Linked DNA regions of Homo sapiens: region 1 is linked to region 2. A link is an interaction called in ENCODE POLR2A ChIA-PET data of the cell type or tissue named here. Cell type or tissue: PC-9. All regions are shown on one strand. Links, peaks and the distances in the headings refer to the core of each region. The heading gives the core; the rest is flanking DNA.

Evidence for each region. Peaks named below come from ENCODE experiments on the same cell type or tissue, not always from the same donor. Only the 100,000 strongest peaks of a DNase experiment are listed, where the experiment ranks them.
Region 1: POLR2A ChIA-PET joins it to region 2 with 9 read pairs; 2 of 35 experiments call an interaction of 5 or more read pairs at or near these places.

Annotation. Positions count from the first base shown.
Region 1 is chr14:63,430,740-63,435,138 of GRCh38, forward strand. The region is part of intron 3 of PPP2R5E (protein phosphatase 2 regulatory subunit B'epsilon); the gene reads right to left. Among named protein-coding and RNA genes, the nearest start is that of PPP2R5E, 110 kb to the right of the region's middle. In PC-9, for the core only: no CTCF peak of the experiment used is centred there; no DNase peak of the experiment used is centred there.
Region 2 is chr14:63,561,615-63,566,013 of GRCh38, forward strand. No RefSeq gene overlaps it. Among named protein-coding and RNA genes, the nearest start is that of PPP2R5E, 20 kb to the left of the region's middle. RefSeq lists an enhancer at 2,138-2,960. In PC-9, for the core only: no CTCF peak of the experiment used is centred there; DNase peaks (open chromatin) are centred at 967, 2,227, 2,907 and 3,997; H3K27ac peaks cover 1,050 bases.

The DNA of each region.
Region 1 (4,399 bases), core at 187-4,186, 130 kb before region 2:
AAAATCTGTAAGCTTTCAATTACCGCTTAATTTAATTCACTGGTAATTTGTTCAATCAAATAATTTGTTTCTAAAGCCAAACTATGTATCTTAATTACCACAATAAATCTACTGTAGTTTCCACTTCAGACTAGGTATAAAGTCTTTTTTTAAACCTTGTCATCTATATGAATTAACACAGCTACTTAAAAGTTATCTGAATTTAAGAAACCATTCAAATCTGTTATTATAGTATAAAGGCATGTCCTGGCCAGGCATGGTGGCTCACCCCTGTAATCCCAGCACTTTGGGAGGCCAAGGCAGGCAGATCACAAGATCAAGAAATCGAGACCATCCTGGCCAACATGGTGAAACCCCATCTGTACTAAAAATACAAAAATTAGCTGGGCATAGGGGCGCATGCCTGTAGTCCCAGCTACTCGGGAGACTGAGGCAGGAGAATTGCTTGAACCCAGGAGGCAGCGGTTGCAGTGAGCCAAGATCACGCCACTGCACTCCAGCCTGGCGACAGAGCTAGACTCTATCAAAAAAAAAAAAAAAGCATGTCCTTAACACCTAATTCTAAGGATCAGAAATTTAAATTTAAGTCAGTTTGACAATTTCCTAGAATAAGCCATCCACTGCAGGTCTAGCTTTATTGCCTAACACATTAAATATTTAACTGTATTTGCTATGTAATGTCATCAATAATTATAATTTTCAGACATTATTATTCCAAACATGTTTATTTGAGTTACATATGATTCCTTGAGTCAAAACAATCTCCTCAATATCCTTGTTTATCACAAATGTAGATCTCAGTTGCATGATAAGAACTATCTGAAATACTGTAACAAGTAGGTATGATCAAGCCACTCCAGCAAGCCTGTCCATATCTTTATCATAAAACTGCATTTGCGGACAAAGCTCTATACTTTTGTGAAGACATTCACTGAACCAATGACAGGGTGCATTGTTTACATGTGACTAAGAAACATGCACTTGTGACAGTTGTGAGGTTTGTTTTACAACATCTAGAAATCCGGAAGAGGATTTAAAAGGAGATTTCTAAAGCGAGTAATTACTTTAGAAATAATTAGTAATTATTGTTACACATTTAGAAATAATTAGTAATTATTCAAATATACTTTAGGAATAATTAGTAATTATTGTTACACATTTAATGTCATACTTAAATCTGTATTAGCAGGGCTTTCTAGGACATAACAACTATTCTATTAAATATGATTCCTGAAATGAGGCAGAAAGAACATATTAAAATGATCAGAAGTTTAACAGGCAATTGAAGAAAGGGAATATCAAAAAAAAAAAAAAGCTTAAAACTTATAATACCCAATTAGAATTTTTAAATATAGCCAATATTCAAAAGGCAGTATTAAATTAATAGAAGTCTTGGCCATGTACTATTTTCATAACACACAAGGAAGACATCATTTTTATTTATATTTCCTGCATCAAGTATTTATTTTTTACTCTACTGGGTATACACTACAGATTTACACAGACCAAAAAACAAACACTGTTTTCATTGTTATTGCTGCTTACTGCTGTTAGAAGCAGTCGGAGTATTTAGCTGATAATTGTTATGATGAATTGGTATAACTAGATTTAACATACGGTGATTGCTTCTACAAATAATTTGGTCCCCTTAGACACGGAGTCTCTAGAAGATCGGAGCACTGCCAACTGTATGAAAGAAAGGAATCTGTCCATGAGATATCAAGAATAGAGAAACAATAGAATTTGAATACAGATCAAATGTAAATATAGGCATGGTTTGGAAGACTATGTCAACACTTCGTTAGAAGGGGACAACAGGGAAAAACTGAGTGAAAGAAAGGATTTTGTCTTTTGTTTCCACTCTCCTTGACCTGTGGCATGTTCATCAGAAGACAGAGGTGCCACAAAGACAGGAAAAGAGAAGAGACTGGGGGAAGGGGAGGGAAGAAAGAAAGAAAGATTCAAGGGAAAAAGAAAGACATTTGAGCTGGCCCCCTCTATGCAGTGATCACTAATGCCAAACTAGTATAATCAAGTTAATAGAAGCAGAATTTATAATAGCTGCAAACTAGAAACAACCTAAACGTTCATCAAACAGTAAAAAGGATAAGCAGTCATAACCAAACCCCCCAAACATATATAAGCTGTTTAATTCCTTTCATATAAAGTTCTAAATTAGACCAAACTAAGTCAAACTAAGTTTTCATTAAGTATTAATGTCAGGAGAGAGGACTCAAACCTAAAAAGTCTTAACCACAGCGCCACATACAGTTTTGTTTTTTGTTTTGTTTTGTTTTTTTTTTTTTTTTTTTTTTTGAGACAGGGTCTCACTGTGTCACCCAGGCTGGAGTGCAGTGGTGCGATTACAGCTCACCACAGCCTCAACCTCCTGGACACAAGTGATCCTCCCACCTCAGCCCCGCAAGTAGCTGGGACTACAGGCATGTGCCACCACACCCTGCTAATTTTTATATTTTTAGTAGAGATGGGATTTCACCATGTTGCTCAGGCTGATCTCAAACTCCTGAGCACAGGCAATCCACCTGCCTCGGCCTCCCATAGCATTGGGACTACAGGAGTGAGCCACTGTCTACAGTCATATTTAAAATAGGGGCTCTGTGGGTACAACATGGCACCAGTTGACTAGTGGGCTTGCCTATAGTGAGACTGGCTGGGCTAATTCCTTACCACCTGTTCATGCCCCTCCCTCCAGAACTCCCTTTTAAGTTTTGTCTTTAGGTCTTTTCTCTTGGGCTTGCCTGATTCTGCAGAGAAGAATCATCTAATCTCCTGGCTAGAGTGCATAAGGTATCTGGGAACTGAGTGGGTTTAGTCTCAATTCAACATAGTGTCCTACTTTCAGAAAGGTGCGCGCTGCTCTCAGCTGTGCGTAATGTCCCCAAGTCCAGATTCCCTCTAGTTTAGCCTCTCCAGAGAGTAAAGCTTCAGTGTTCTGCTGGGATTTGAGAGAGCAGTTACATAGCTACCTGGTTTTGGGAGAATGGGAGAAAAGGAATTCTGGCTACTTCTTATACAGACTTTCCAGCGAATCTCCTGTTTCGCCCCCATGCACCCTTCCTTTGAGAGGTTATCTTTCTGAAGTTCCTCGGAGTTGTGCATGTGACTTGCCCTGTCTTGACTTTCCTTGCTGCTGCTTTGGGTTCAGCTTTCTCTGATGGACCAAGGTAGTAACCACTGTTCATTTGCTTTCTAGCTTCCAAAATGTTAATTTTGAGATCTCTCTATTTTGCTTTGTTCTTGTGGGTTTTATTTCCTTTCAGTAATAACTTTTTCATTTCAGTAATTGTGGGGAGATTTTAGGGAATAAAAGTAAACATATGCATGGGTTCAATATACCCTATTTACTCAAAAGTTAGTGATTATTTCCTATTAAGTTATTTCTTCCATTCTCCAGTAACTTCTGCTAATTCAAGTAATTTAATTTGCTTATGCAAAAAAAATCAGTCTCTTTTTAGTGGGGAAGAGTCCAGTATAACAGCAAAAAAACAAACAAACAAACAAAAAATGGCAGATACTCTAATCTTAGCCAAAATAAACTGAGAGATCTTCACAAGAGTTTCTTTCTCAGAATTAGCACCAACTACATTAGTGGGTCTTAGTATAAAATAAAATAGAAAAATAAAGCATGTTCAGGATCTGGGAATACTGAATGCAAAATTCAAATGAACGCCTCCAAGTCATGATTTCATCCAGTGAAGAAGTACACAACCTCCCCAAAAAGAAAAATAAAGGTCAGCACTAGAGGTAGAACAAGTCCCAGCCCTTAGTATGCTGCTCTCCTCTCAATACTCAGTCCCCTATCACCTTTTCCACTACGACCTCTGTGTCCAGGGCACATGGATATCCTTAATTTCTTTACTTCCAGTTACATATAGAGCAGTTTTGACATCTCACTATCATCTCAAATTCAGGCTGGTCAAAACCAATTTCACTCTCATTGGACTCCATTTATCTCTCAAAGAGAATTCTCCTCCCACCTCCCCATTCTTTCAAGAAGTTCACTATTTTTTTAACCCTTTGGAGTTTTTGTTAACTCTTCTCCTTTATCTGCTATATACAATTTGTCAACAAGTCATTTTATTTATTACTTCAAAATGTCTCTTTGGTGCTCATGATGGTATTACTTTTAATAGTGGAAATTTGGAAACTGTTTAAATATCCCAAATTGGAAAATCAGTTAAGTAAACAATGGTACATCCACATAATGGAGTGTTAGGAACCATCAGAATTATGCTTTTAAAAGATTATTTAATTACAGGAGAGTATGTTTACATCATAATGATAATGTATATATAGTAAGATTAGAAAAAAAGGTTTAACAAGGAAAAACAGGAAAGAGCAAAAGGGGAATTTTCTGGGGAGATGACAATGTTCCAGA
Region 2 (4,399 bases), core at 332-4,331:
TGTTGCCCAGGCTGGTCTCAAACTCCTGAGCTCAAGCGATCCTCCCACCTCAGCCTCGCAAAGTGTTGGGATTACTAGTATGAGCCACTGCATGCAACAGGCATTCTACTTTTACATCTCAATAAACTAAGCTGAACAAACAGAAATCTGAAGTGTTTTATCCATTAGTGGAGAAAAGTAGGCTAAATATTAATAATGCAGTATCAAAAACATAACTTACTTGTTTTTTGGTTTTGGTTTTTGTGTTTTGGAGATGGGCACGATCTTATCTCACTGCAGCCTCGACTTTCTGGGCTCAAGTTATCTTCCCACCTTAGCCTCCCAAGTAGCTGGGATTACAGTCATAAGCCACTGCACAAATATCAACTCATTTGTTAAGATTGTTTTGCCTTTCAGAGAAAAATGAGCACGTAAGACAATATAAGTCATATTCCTTTACTAGGAAGGCTTAGTTGAATTAATCAATCCTCATTCTTTCAAGTAAAAGTACAGTCAGCAATGAGTATATGTTCAAGCTCGTATACAATCCCTAATCATTCAAGATGCTCTAAAACTTAGTTTGATCTTAAATTTCTTTCTTTCTTTTTTTTTTTTTTTTTTTTTGAGACAGAGTTTCATTCTTGTTACCCAGGCTGGAGTGCAATGACATAATCTCAGCTCACCACAACCTCCGCCTCCTGGGTTCAAGCAATTCTCCTGCCTCAGCCTCCCAAGTAGCTGGGATTACAGGCATGCACCACCACCACACCTGGCTAATTTTGTATTTTTAGTAGAGACGGGATTTCTCCATGTTGGTCAGGCTGGTCTCGAACTCCTGACCTCAGGTGATCCGCCCACCTCAGCCTCCCAAAGTGCTGAGATTACAGGCATGAGCCACCACACCCAGCCTGATCTTAAATTTCAAAATACATATTTCCTAATCTGTTGACCACAAAGTTGTGTGGTTTTAATACTGACACTTTACATGATAAAGAAGTGAATGGGCAGAGAAATGCACAAAACCCAGGCAGCACCAATACGCAGGAGACATAATGTATGAGTCATCTCAAAGCTAGATGATTGAGAGTTGGTTTATGGATCAGAGAGATTGATTTACCAGTGGTTCAGTAATTGAATAGTAAATTGATTCAATGTGACATTGCTGATTGCAGTGGCAGAAGATTACATACAATTTGCCAAATGAACAACAAAAATCATCTGACACATTTTTCAGTTTCTCTTTTTTATTTTTCTGTATTAATTACTATAACTAATTTTAAAGAAATCGAGCCCTTTATTTAGCAGAGGTGGAAGGGAATGAGAGGTCAGTATTAACTAGGCACCTATCCTGTGCAGTCATGCTAGGCTCTTACTGAGTTCTTCCAATAACCCCAGGAAGTAGGTGTAATATTATTTACAAATGAAAAAACTCAGATTTAGAAGGGTAAAGTTAACTTTCTAAGACATACGAGAGGAGTTGAAATTAGATGTGAATCTAGAATCGCTCCCCTTTCTTTTACTATCCCACAACCAGATCAATTTCCCTACTGATGCAAATTTAGACAGCATGTTGGGTTTCAATTAATAAATGGAATGTATTCTAAAACTTGAAAAGCTTGTCAAATAGTAAACCTGAGATGCAGGGCTTTCCAGTGCACAATGTACAGTAAGAGTAACAATACACTAGTGATATTAGAAAGATGAAACAGGTTGCATGTTATTCTCTAGAACTGCCATGAGCCTAAAGCCATCCAAAGCATATAGAAACCACCAGGTATATCTTCCTTAGGTTCTGGAGTGACATCAGAGGGAATGACAGAGTGAAGACTTTTGAAAATATACTCTTTCATTAGAACACTGAAAACACTGACAAAAATTGTCAAAATCAATTTCTTTGGAACACTGTACAATAACAAACGTTTTGCAGCAAGTCCAGGAGCATTTATTCGAGAAAAATGGCTGAATCTTGGTAAGAACAGTGAACTTTGTGACAATTTATCTTGTCCTATTCTCATCCCCATCTTTTTAGGTCCACAGTAATCTTGAAAACCAACTACTCTGTATCATGGCGAACGAACAGCCTAGTAGCCACTGTAGAAAACCAAATGGGTTTAGAGCTCCCCAAAGCACCATTCACAGAGAATTCTCATTATTTGACCTGTCTGGCAGTTCCCTGGAAACCTCCACTCACAGGACTTGTCTTTATCTGATCTGACTCAGAACTCAGTGCAAAAAGTCTTTTCCCTCAGGGCATTGGTCAAAAACAATCAGTAACAATTATTTAACATTACAGTTGCTATGGTAATGATAACAACTAGAGCAAACCAGAAGCTGAACAAAAAACCCGAAAAGAGAATCTGGGGGCTGGGTGCGGTGGCTCACGCCTGTAATCTCAGCACTTTGGGAGGCTGAGGCAGGTGGATCACCTGAGGTCAGGAGTTCAAAGCAAGCTTGGCCAACATGGTGAAACTCCATCTCTACTAAAAATACAAAAATTAGCCAGGCATGGTGGCACATGCCTGTAATCCCAGCTACTCGGGAGGCTGAGGCAGGAGAATCACTTGAACCCAGGAGGTGGAGGTTGCAGTGAGCCGAGAGTGCACCACTGCACTCCAGCCTGGGCAAAAGAGCGAGACTCCAAAAGCTGAGGTATAAGATATCCACAGGGGGCTTTGGAAAACTCTTTAACACATTCCTTGGAATCTACAAGTCCTTGAGCATGTGCAAAGTTGTGCACTTGCCCAGAAAATGCCTGAAAGTCCCTATATTCTCATTTCTGTCAGACCCTGAGGCCCTTCACAAGCAGAAAGTAAAGGCTAAGGCAGAGTTGTGAAAATCCTGCCTGAGCATTGAAGGCAGGCCCCCCCACACAGTCTCTCAGGAAAGGCTGCGAGACTTATTGGTTCCTGGAATTTGAGGAACTCTGTGTCCAGTAATCAGCTGACTACTAAGCTAACTGAACAGATTTCAGTGCCACACCCTTGAAAAGGAATACTGACTTGGCTGGGTGCAGTGGTTCATGCCTGTAGTCTCAGGTCTTTGGGAGGCCAGGCATTTGAGACCAGGCTGGAAAACACAGTGGGACCTATCTCTACAACAATTTAAAAAGAAAAAGGAAAGAGACTCAGCTGGGAGCAGTGGCTCACGCCTGTAATCCTAGCACTTTGGGAGACCGAGGCAGGTGGATCACCTTAGGTCAGGAGTTTGAGATCAGCCTGGCCAACACGGTGAAACCCTGTCTCCACTAAAAACACAAAAATTGGCTGGGCGTGGTGGCGGGTGCCTGTAATCCCAGCTACTTGGGAGGCTGAAGCAGGAGAATCTCTTGAACCTGGGAGGCGGAGGGTTGCAGTTTGCCAAGATCACGCCATTGTACTCCAGCCTGAGCAACGAAGCCAGACTCCATCTCCAAAAAAAAAAAAAAGGAAACAGACAAAAAGGCATAAGAATGATATAATGGACTTTGGGGACTCAGGGGTAAGGGTGAGAGGGGAATGAGGGATAAAAGACTGCACACTGGGTATAGTGTACACTGCTCGGGCGATGAGTCCACCAAAATCTCAGAAATCACCACTAAAGAACTTATCCATGTTATAGTCTTGCCAATGCACCACAATGTAGCAGTCTCTCCTTGCCTGAGGTAGTACCCAGAGTCCTTTGTCTCACAACCAAGAAAGTTAAGGAGCACGGACACCAAGGATGAGGTTAGAACAAAAGTTTAATAAGGGAAAGAAGAAAGCTGTCTTCTGCGGAGAGGGGACCTGAAGAGGGTTGCCATTTTTTACAGCTGAATGCAAAGGCTTTTATAAGAAACCAGTGAGGGCTGGGCATCTCATTTGTATAAGGCGTGAATTTCTGGTAGCTTACCCCATCCTCCTAGTGCGCATGTGAGCCCTTAGCTTGAGTTACTCCATATTGCTTTGTTCCCCTTACTAAGCAAGTGTCAGAGGATGGAATTTTCCATTGCGAGTATGTCTGGGCAAGTCACCTGGGTAACCTTTCTTATCTGTGAGACTGTGGGCATGTATTAGGCAAGCCCCCTTGTGCAAGTTCCCTTACCTGTGCCTGCAGGCTGTTCTTTTGTTTGAAAGGATTCAACCGAGGACCCACCCTAACTGCCTGCCTGACTGGGTTTTTTTCTTTCTCCTCTCTCATAACCAAACACCATCTGTTCCCCAAAAACCTATAGAAATAAAAATAAATAATAATTTAAAGAAGAAAATAAAAGAAAAAAACTAGCTGGATGTGGTGGTGCATGCCTATAGTCCTAACCACTCAGGAGGCTGAGGCAGGAGGATTGTTTGAACCCAGGAATTGAAGGCTGCAATGAGCTAGGATTGATTGCATCACCGTGCTTCAGCCTGGAAGACCAAGAAAGACCTTGTCTTTAAAAAAAAAAAAAATACAAACTTTACAAAAT